2 separate regions of the Homo sapiens genome follow, and region 2 is linked to region 1. The links are chromatin loops, found by intact Hi-C in ENCODE. Cell type or tissue: heart right ventricle. All regions are shown on one strand.

The links. Peaks named below come from ENCODE experiments on the same cell type or tissue, not always from the same donor. Only the 100,000 strongest peaks of a DNase experiment are listed, where the experiment ranks them.
Region 2: it touches region 1 in a loop (2.5-fold over the local background); 2 of 110 quality-filtered maps call a loop at or near these places.

Annotation. Positions count from the first base shown.
Region 1 is chr5:116,135,562-116,139,561 of GRCh38, forward strand. All of the region lies in intron 5 of COMMD10 (COMM domain containing 10), which reads left to right. Among named protein-coding and RNA genes, the nearest start is that of COMMD10, 53 kb to the left of the region's middle. RefSeq lists a silencer at 44-93. In heart right ventricle, CTCF peaks have their summits at 2,416 and 2,615; no DNase peak of the experiment used is centred here.
Region 2 is chr5:116,387,325-116,391,324 of GRCh38, forward strand. No RefSeq gene overlaps it. Among named protein-coding and RNA genes, the nearest start is that of SEMA6A-AS1, 58 kb to the right of the region's middle. In heart right ventricle, a CTCF peak has its summit at 1,787; a DNase peak (open chromatin) is centred at 1,661; H3K27ac peaks cover 797 bases.

The sequences.
Region 1 (4,000 bases):
CAGTTACCCGCGGTCAACTGCCGTTTGAAATAGGTGAGTACAGTACAGTAAGATGAGAGAAAGAGACCACGTCCACATAACTTTATTACACTATGTTGTTGTAGTTGTTCTATTTTATTATTATTGTTGTTAATCTCTTACAGTGCCTAATTTATAAATTAAACTTTATCATAGGTTTGTATATATGGGAAAAAACAGTATATATTGGGTTTAGTACTATCCATGGTTTCAGGCCTCCACTGGGAGTTTTGGAATGCATCCCCCCACAGTGGGCAGGGGGACTACTGTGTGCTCTGCAGTTTAGTGTAGTGTAACCTCAGGCAAATTACTTAATCTTTGATTCTCAGTTTCTTTATCTGTAAAATATAGGTAATAGTATCTATCTACACAATTTTTATGAAGACTAAATACCTAGTATATGTAAAGTGTTTAGTCCAGTGCCCAGTATTACAGCGTGTGCTCAATAAATGCTGGCTACTACCATCATCATCAATAAAACTTTTTTGTTTTTGGCTAAAATAAAGAAATCAATCCATTTGTTTTAATTCAGAGCTCTCACTAAATTTATTTCCTGATGAAGTTATTACCTCTTCCCTTGTTCCTTGCATTCCCTCTCCCTTTTTTCTTGATTATATTTTTCACATGTATCCTTACTGGAAATTAGGAGGGGAAAAAGAGCCTGAAAAGTCCCTTTTGTTTCTTCTGTGAACTGAGTAAGTTATTCCTTTAGGTGTAGGATGATGATCTGGAACTCACTAGCATAGACTGGAGCTATTCCATGAGTGAAAATACATACATACATGCACATTCCAAGTAGCTATATACTTCCTTTGTTTTATTTTTCGTGACTACCTAATGTTAAGTCTGCGTAGCTAAAAGCATTTTGTATGTTGGAAGTGTACTATTTTGACCACATACATTGGATATGCTTTAAGCATCATGAGTTCAGCAATGCTTGTCTTTGGGATTCTCAAGTCCTTCTAGCTTCTTTGTTACATCTTCAAAGTATGCCTATGTGTCTGTTATATTTTTAGGCAGTAGGAATAAAAGAGTAATGCTTCTAGTAAGACAGCCATGTTAATAAGACATTCAGATTATTCAGGAAGATGTGAATATCTAGATGTGAAATCTAACTCATTTGAAATATGAGCTTGAGTACATTTATGTTTTTCTGTGTTTGTATTTTGAGATTTTGGATAGATGCATATATGCACATTGATTAATCTTATAACTTGCAGAGCTAGAGCACCATTTTCATTAACAAATATGCTGAGGAAGAAGAGGAGAAGCACACATACATAAAAGATATTTCTCTTTCATCTTGTATGTAGACTTAAGTGACTTCTTTGTATTGTCTTTCTCTTCTATGGCATTGTACACATTTTGTGCCTGTGTCTTATATCTCCTAAACAATAGACAGACACATAATGAGGTATAGAGCTACCATCACCTAGGCAGAAGCATGCCATCTCCAAGTGTTATGGTGTGCCCTAGCTGTAAAGGAACAGTTAACTACTATACCTCTTTTCCTCAATGAACTGCTGCCTGGAATTACTGCTCTTTCTCTTGTTTACCTTCTCCTTGATTTTATGATTTGGTATTCTATTCTTTGTACTCTTCATCTTATTCCTTATGTTAATTTTTATGTGACTCCTGTTATTAAGGACCACAAACTACTTTTCTTTCAAATATTTACAAATATGAAATGAGAATTCTTCACAGGTTGGAATATTAAGTAAAAAGGAATGAGGGTATAGAGCATGTTTTAAAAAACAAGTTTATTAAAGGAAAGGAAAGCTTTTACAAAAAGGGAGATTAAAAGTTACCACTGCTTAGTTTATGATATAAAGTATCTTAAAGTACAAAACTGTCATACTTATGAAGTTGGTGTTGGTTTAAAACAGGAAGCATTGGGTACAGTTCTCATAAATGTGTATTTTATAGGGTAGTTATCCTGAAAATATACATATATTAAACTACTGGGAGGATTAGAATCACTGTAAATTGTGAGGGATTATTTTGGTTGTATTTACTTTTGAGCTGTTGTACTGAAAACTTACTGTAATTCACTGAAGAGTACGGTTTATAAGGAGCTCCTTATCTTCTTTTTCACTTCTAACATACAAATGAAAAATGCAGCCTGCAGTGAAGTTTTAATTGCTATCACACTGGATAACACTGTTTGACTGTGGTCTCCTTTCTTAGAACACTTCTGTCTCGAGGCTTTCCTGTTTTGCTATTAATTTTATCACAAAAACTAGGTGATTGTAGCTTTCCTGCAGTATTTTGATATGTATTCTAGTTGTTTTTGGTTAATTGTCTTAGTGTTTGTCTACTGTGTTTAGCAAAGTGAGATTATTTTCCTGTTCCACAGATACCTCAAATCGAGTTTTCTGACTTAAAGTTTTTTTCGTTAGGGGGCAGTAGAGTGCTTTGCTTACCTAGCCTTTTCTGGCATTCACAGTGTTATTTGAAATAACATTCAAAATAATTTGTGAAGTCAGTAGTTGAAGGAAATGCTAAGTGTTTACATTTCAAATCTTTATAGAACAATAGAGTTCTCTTATTTATTTCCATAAACAAAATTAATGCTTATTAATCATATACATATAGAACAAATAAATGAAATCATCATGATTTGGCTTTTGAAATTTGTATATGATCATTTGCCAAAATGAAATATATTAAAAGCTTTCTACATTATTGACTTTTTTGTTACATTCTGTCACTTGTATTAATTTCTTCATGAGAAAAAAGAATAAAATAGTCCATAAGATAATTGAATGGCTCTATTAGGTTATGATGTAACTAGTTCTAGGCCCATTGTAGTCAGCTGAAAATTCTTTATTTCTAGAGAGTAATGTCATTTGTAACAAATGTTGATAATTTTGACTGACACCAACACTTTAACTTTGAATATCTTAAAATACTTAAATTTTGCTATTAATCTTAGTACATTTTTTTCCCCAGTAAATTTCCTGTTAAAGACAAACCTGTTTTGTTAATACAGGGATTCCAAATTTTATTTGTGCATCTTTTGAGGAAGGATCCTTGTGTTTCATTTTTTTTTCTTTTACAGTAACTGTGGTAAAATCACCCTGACAGTAGAATTTTTATTTATCTTAATGTTAAATTAGATTATAATCAGATTGCAGAAAGTACTTTATGTAGAAGTAATTATGATTTTGAATGAATTTGGGGCTTCTAATACTAGTTTTCTGACTTAGAGCTCTTCATTCTTATTTCCAAAATATATGACAAATTCTGTTTAGTGTGAGAAAATGGGCAAAAGTTCTTTTTTAAAGTGTTTACTCTGTGCTACACATAGTATCACTTCTTTTTGTGGTTAAAACCTCTCTTCCAGGCATGATTTCTTATTATTCTTATTTTATTGATAAATGGAGACACGGAAGCACAGAGAAGTTAAATAATATTCCCATGTTATACAGATAGTAAACAGTAGACCTAGGATTTGAATCCAGGCAATTTTATTTGAGTTCCAGTTTATCAGTAGGATGCTGTATCACCTTGTTAATTTAATAACTTAGCAGTTGAAATTGTAATATGTGTATATGTTTCAAGGTGTTGAAAGCTGTTGTAAAATGTAAGGTTGTTCATAGGATTATCGTTACATGGACTCTAGATTTAATTTTTCTTTCCCCTTTATTTGACTAAGTTGAAACAATTTTACATTTTTAGTCAATTAGAAACACCATTTATTCTTATGTAGTAAGTAAAGTATAAATGATGTCAGTTCAACAGAGGCTGCCTTTTATTAACAAATATTATTGTAAGGGCTACATGACATCAATGATGTTGATGTGAGCAAATAACTGCATCAGTTAAAAAGAAAAGATGTCCTCAGATCTATTTAGGATAGATTTCTCAGAGAAAAATATGTATGCTATTCAAATCATGAATTCTTGTTATAGAAATTTAAATCTTTTCATCTTAAAGGTGGTGTTAGTATTGACTGATTTGGAATGACCTTCACATTTTT
Region 2 (4,000 bases), 250 kb after region 1:
TGCTCCCTGGCATTGGAAATCAAGGTTGCATTGTGTTGGGAGCTCACAAGTTGGAGGCTCCATATTATGGGGGAGGGGTGCCAAGTCCCATATCATGGCCTGAGGTCATCCCAGATAATACTCTCTGTGATGGCCTAAAACTCCTCATCCATGATCCAGGGTCCCCTTCCTTGCCTGAGATAGTGTCAAAAAGGGCCCTCTCTCTGCCTAGCCAAGGCCACCTGCATTTCTTTAGGGCTGCAGAAATCCTGCTCACAGCCCAGCCCATAGAAGATCCCAGAACCCCCATGACCACCCTACCCCTAGCCCATCAACTAACATGACCCTCAGGAGGAACCAGACAATCCCAAGTAAAAGGTAGCTAGACTGTTTCTTATTTATTGGATGATAGACAAAGTTGGGAGTGCAAAATAGAGGGGATTCTGGCAATGTCTGTCTGCATTTTAGAGGAATTTACCCCGGACTTAGCAACCCCATTTCTGGGGATCTATTTACAGACATACCTGTGCATGTATTCAGTATGTAAAAGGCTATTCAATGTGATATTATAATAGTCAAAGATTAGAATCAAACTGAGTACCCATTAATAAGGAACTGTTTAAGTAATGGTATGTCTACACAGTGGAATACTATGCTGCTATAAAAATTAACGAGGTAACTCTGGATGAATTGATATGGAAATATCTCTAGGATATCGTGTAAAGTGAAAAAAGCAAGGTGCAGGACAGCATATATTGTGTGCTGCTTTCTATAACAGTGTTTCTCAACCTTTTAAAAAATCATTATGACTTCCCTAAGAAGCCATTTTAAGACATTTTTCCTAATCCCCACCCTCCCATGAAATTTTAATACCATGCATATTTGTTTATGTAGTATATGTGTAATGTGTATCTGTGATTTATACATAAAAAGAGTAAGAATTTTTCACTTCCAGAAATCAATTATCACCATCTTGGGGGTGATATTACCCCCATTGAGAATGACTGTTCAATAAGAAAAGGAGAAAATAAGTATATTATATAACAAAATGGAAGGATACATAAGAAATTAATAAAATGGAGGGGAGAGAATGAGGAGCTGAAGGCACACGTGTGAGCAAGATTTCTCTATGTATTCATTTTTATATGATTTTGGTTTTTCAACTATGCAAGTTCATTGCCTATTCAAAAAATTAAAGACATATAAATTCACTTTTTCTAAAATAAAGTGAACAAATAAAACAGACATCTGAGGAACTCCCAAACAAAACAAACAAGCAAAACCCGCAGCTCTATTAATGCTCTCCTTCAAACCATGCAGACCCCCTGCCCAGCTTGGAATCCACCTTCTGTTCACAGCTGTGCAACCCGACCACACCCAAGGAGGGGACCTCTGCTCTCTAACAAGAGTCCCCCCATGTTGATTTTTCAGCACCAAGGGAAGCTGAGAACACATCCTGCACTGTTAGAAGGGCTCCCCTGATGTGGGCTAGTTTGGAAGACCGTAGCCTGCGTTTTAAAATCATCAGGGTGTTTCAAAGCAGGAGGAAGAGGCTGCAAAGGAGCTGTGAGGAAGCGAGTGCCAGCCCTTCCGAGAGAACGGGAAATGAGGGAGGAACATGCTCGTGTCCTCTCTTCCTCCCAAGGGCACACACAGGCTCTCATTAGGGAGGGACTGGGATTCTGGTAGTGAGAGGTACAAGGGCAGAGATCCTGGGCCTGCTCAGATTGCATGTCATTCAAAGTCAGCTGGCCAAGTTGGCTTCCTCCAACAGAGAGTATTTCCTTTTTCCCGAGAGCGCACTCCAGAGGCGGAAAGGCCAGGCTGAAGGTTGATTAGTAGACCAGAAACTCCATTGTGGGATTAACAAAACAAAGCAAAACAAAACACTGGGGCTCACACTTCAATGTATCACCAACTTTAATTTGATTGTGTAATGAGGCATGATAAATAAGATTTGCATGATTGCACCCTTTCCTTTGCTTAAATATCAAACATTGCAATGAATATTTGGACTAAATGGTTGTCTTTGAAGTGAGTTTTGTTTTTAAAATGCTTCAATAAGTTACCTAGAGAGAAGAGAGTCAGCACATTTAAGTCAAGTCCCCCAAACTTCAATTTCCTCATCTGTAGAATGGGTATAATAATGGTTCACCATAACTACAGTTGGTCTCCTTCCATCCGGTATCTGTGGGTTCCAATTGTGCACTGAAAATATTTATTAAAAATGGATGGTTGCATCTGTAGTGAACATGTAAGACTTTTTTTCCTTGTCATTATTCCCTGAACAATACAGTATAGTAATTGTTTACATTGCATTTACATTGTATTAAGTATTAGAGGTAATCTAGAGATGATTTAAAGTACATGGGAGGATGTGCGTGGTTTATATGCAAATACTATACCATTTTATATAAGGGACTTGAGCATGCATGGATTTTGGTATCCTCAGGCAGTTTTGAAATCAATTCCCCATGGTTACTGAGGGATGACTGTACATGAGAATGCTGCTGTAAAGAGTGAATGATATAAGAAATGTTTCATAAGAGTAAGATATTGTCATTGTTGACATTGCCATTTCTAGGAGGGGGTGGGAACTTTGCTTTTTAGAACTCCATAGATGACACTCAACAAACATGTTGAGCTGAATTGTTGAAATAAATTGAAATCTTTCTGCTCCATTGAGGGAGATTCTAGAACAAATGTATCTCTTCAGTAACGTGAATTTGTTTCTCAACTTTAAAAAAATATGGAGAGATATCCACATGGATATCCACAGATACGCTGTATCTCCATGTGGAGGATTTAGATATCCAGGGGTTGCATGGAAAATGGCAGCTTTTATTAATGCTTTTGGTGCTGGATTTTATGCCCTGTTGCCACTATCTTTCTGTTGGGCCTCAGGGTTGTCACTTAAAAGTACTGTTTTCTCTCCTCTTTCCCTCCCTAGGTGTTGCTCTTCGGACCACACACTGGGAAATGCAATTTGTCTTAGGAAGCAGATTGTCTTTTTCCTGCTAGGCCACACCAACCCTGGGTTCTAGACTGTAAACACTGGGGTGCTTCTTTCAGAATTGCTTTGTCCTCTAGCATCATCATTTATATCTGAATTACCATCAAACCTGCCTACCCTACTACCTTGAGTTCATGGCAGAAGATTCATAGCTTTTCTGTGTTAAATTAAATTTTAAAAATGCTTATGATAGAAAGAAGTTTTCAAATAAGCGTGTAAAATAAACGTGAAAGAAATAGAAATTACTCATAATCCTACTACTTAGATATATAGAATGTTAATATCAGGTGTGTAGACATCTGTGTACAGTCATGTGCTACATAATTATGTTTTGGTCAGTGACAGATGGCATAAACAGGGTGATCCCATAAGATTATAATACTGTATTTTTACCATACCTTTTCTGTGTTTAGATATGTTTAAATACACAAATACATACCATTGTGTTACAACTGCCTACGGTATTCAGTGTGGTAACATGTTGTGTAGGTTTGTTGCCTGGGAGCAATGGGCTATACCATATAGCCTACGTATGTAGTAGGCTGTACATCTAGGTTTGTGTCAGTATAGATGACCTTTGAACAACTTGGCTTTGAACTGCTCATGTCCACTTACAAACATGGATTTTTTTTTCAATAAATCTCTCCTGCCTCCCTTTCCACTTCCTCCACCTCTTCCATCTCTTCCATCTCTGCTATCCCTGAGACAGCAAGACCAATCCCCACTTCCTCCCCCTCCTCAGCCTAATCCTTGTGAAGACTATGAGGATGGAGACCTATATGATAATCCACTTCCACTTAACGAATCGTGAATGCATTTTTTCTTTCTTATGATTATCTTAATAACATTTTCTTTTCTCTAGTTTACTTTGCTGTAAGAATACAGTATATAATACATGTAACCTACAACATATGTGTTAATTGATTGTTATTGGTAAGGCTTCTGGTCAACAGTAGGCTATTAGTAGCTAAGGTTTTGGGGAAGTCAAAACTTAGATGTGTATTTTCA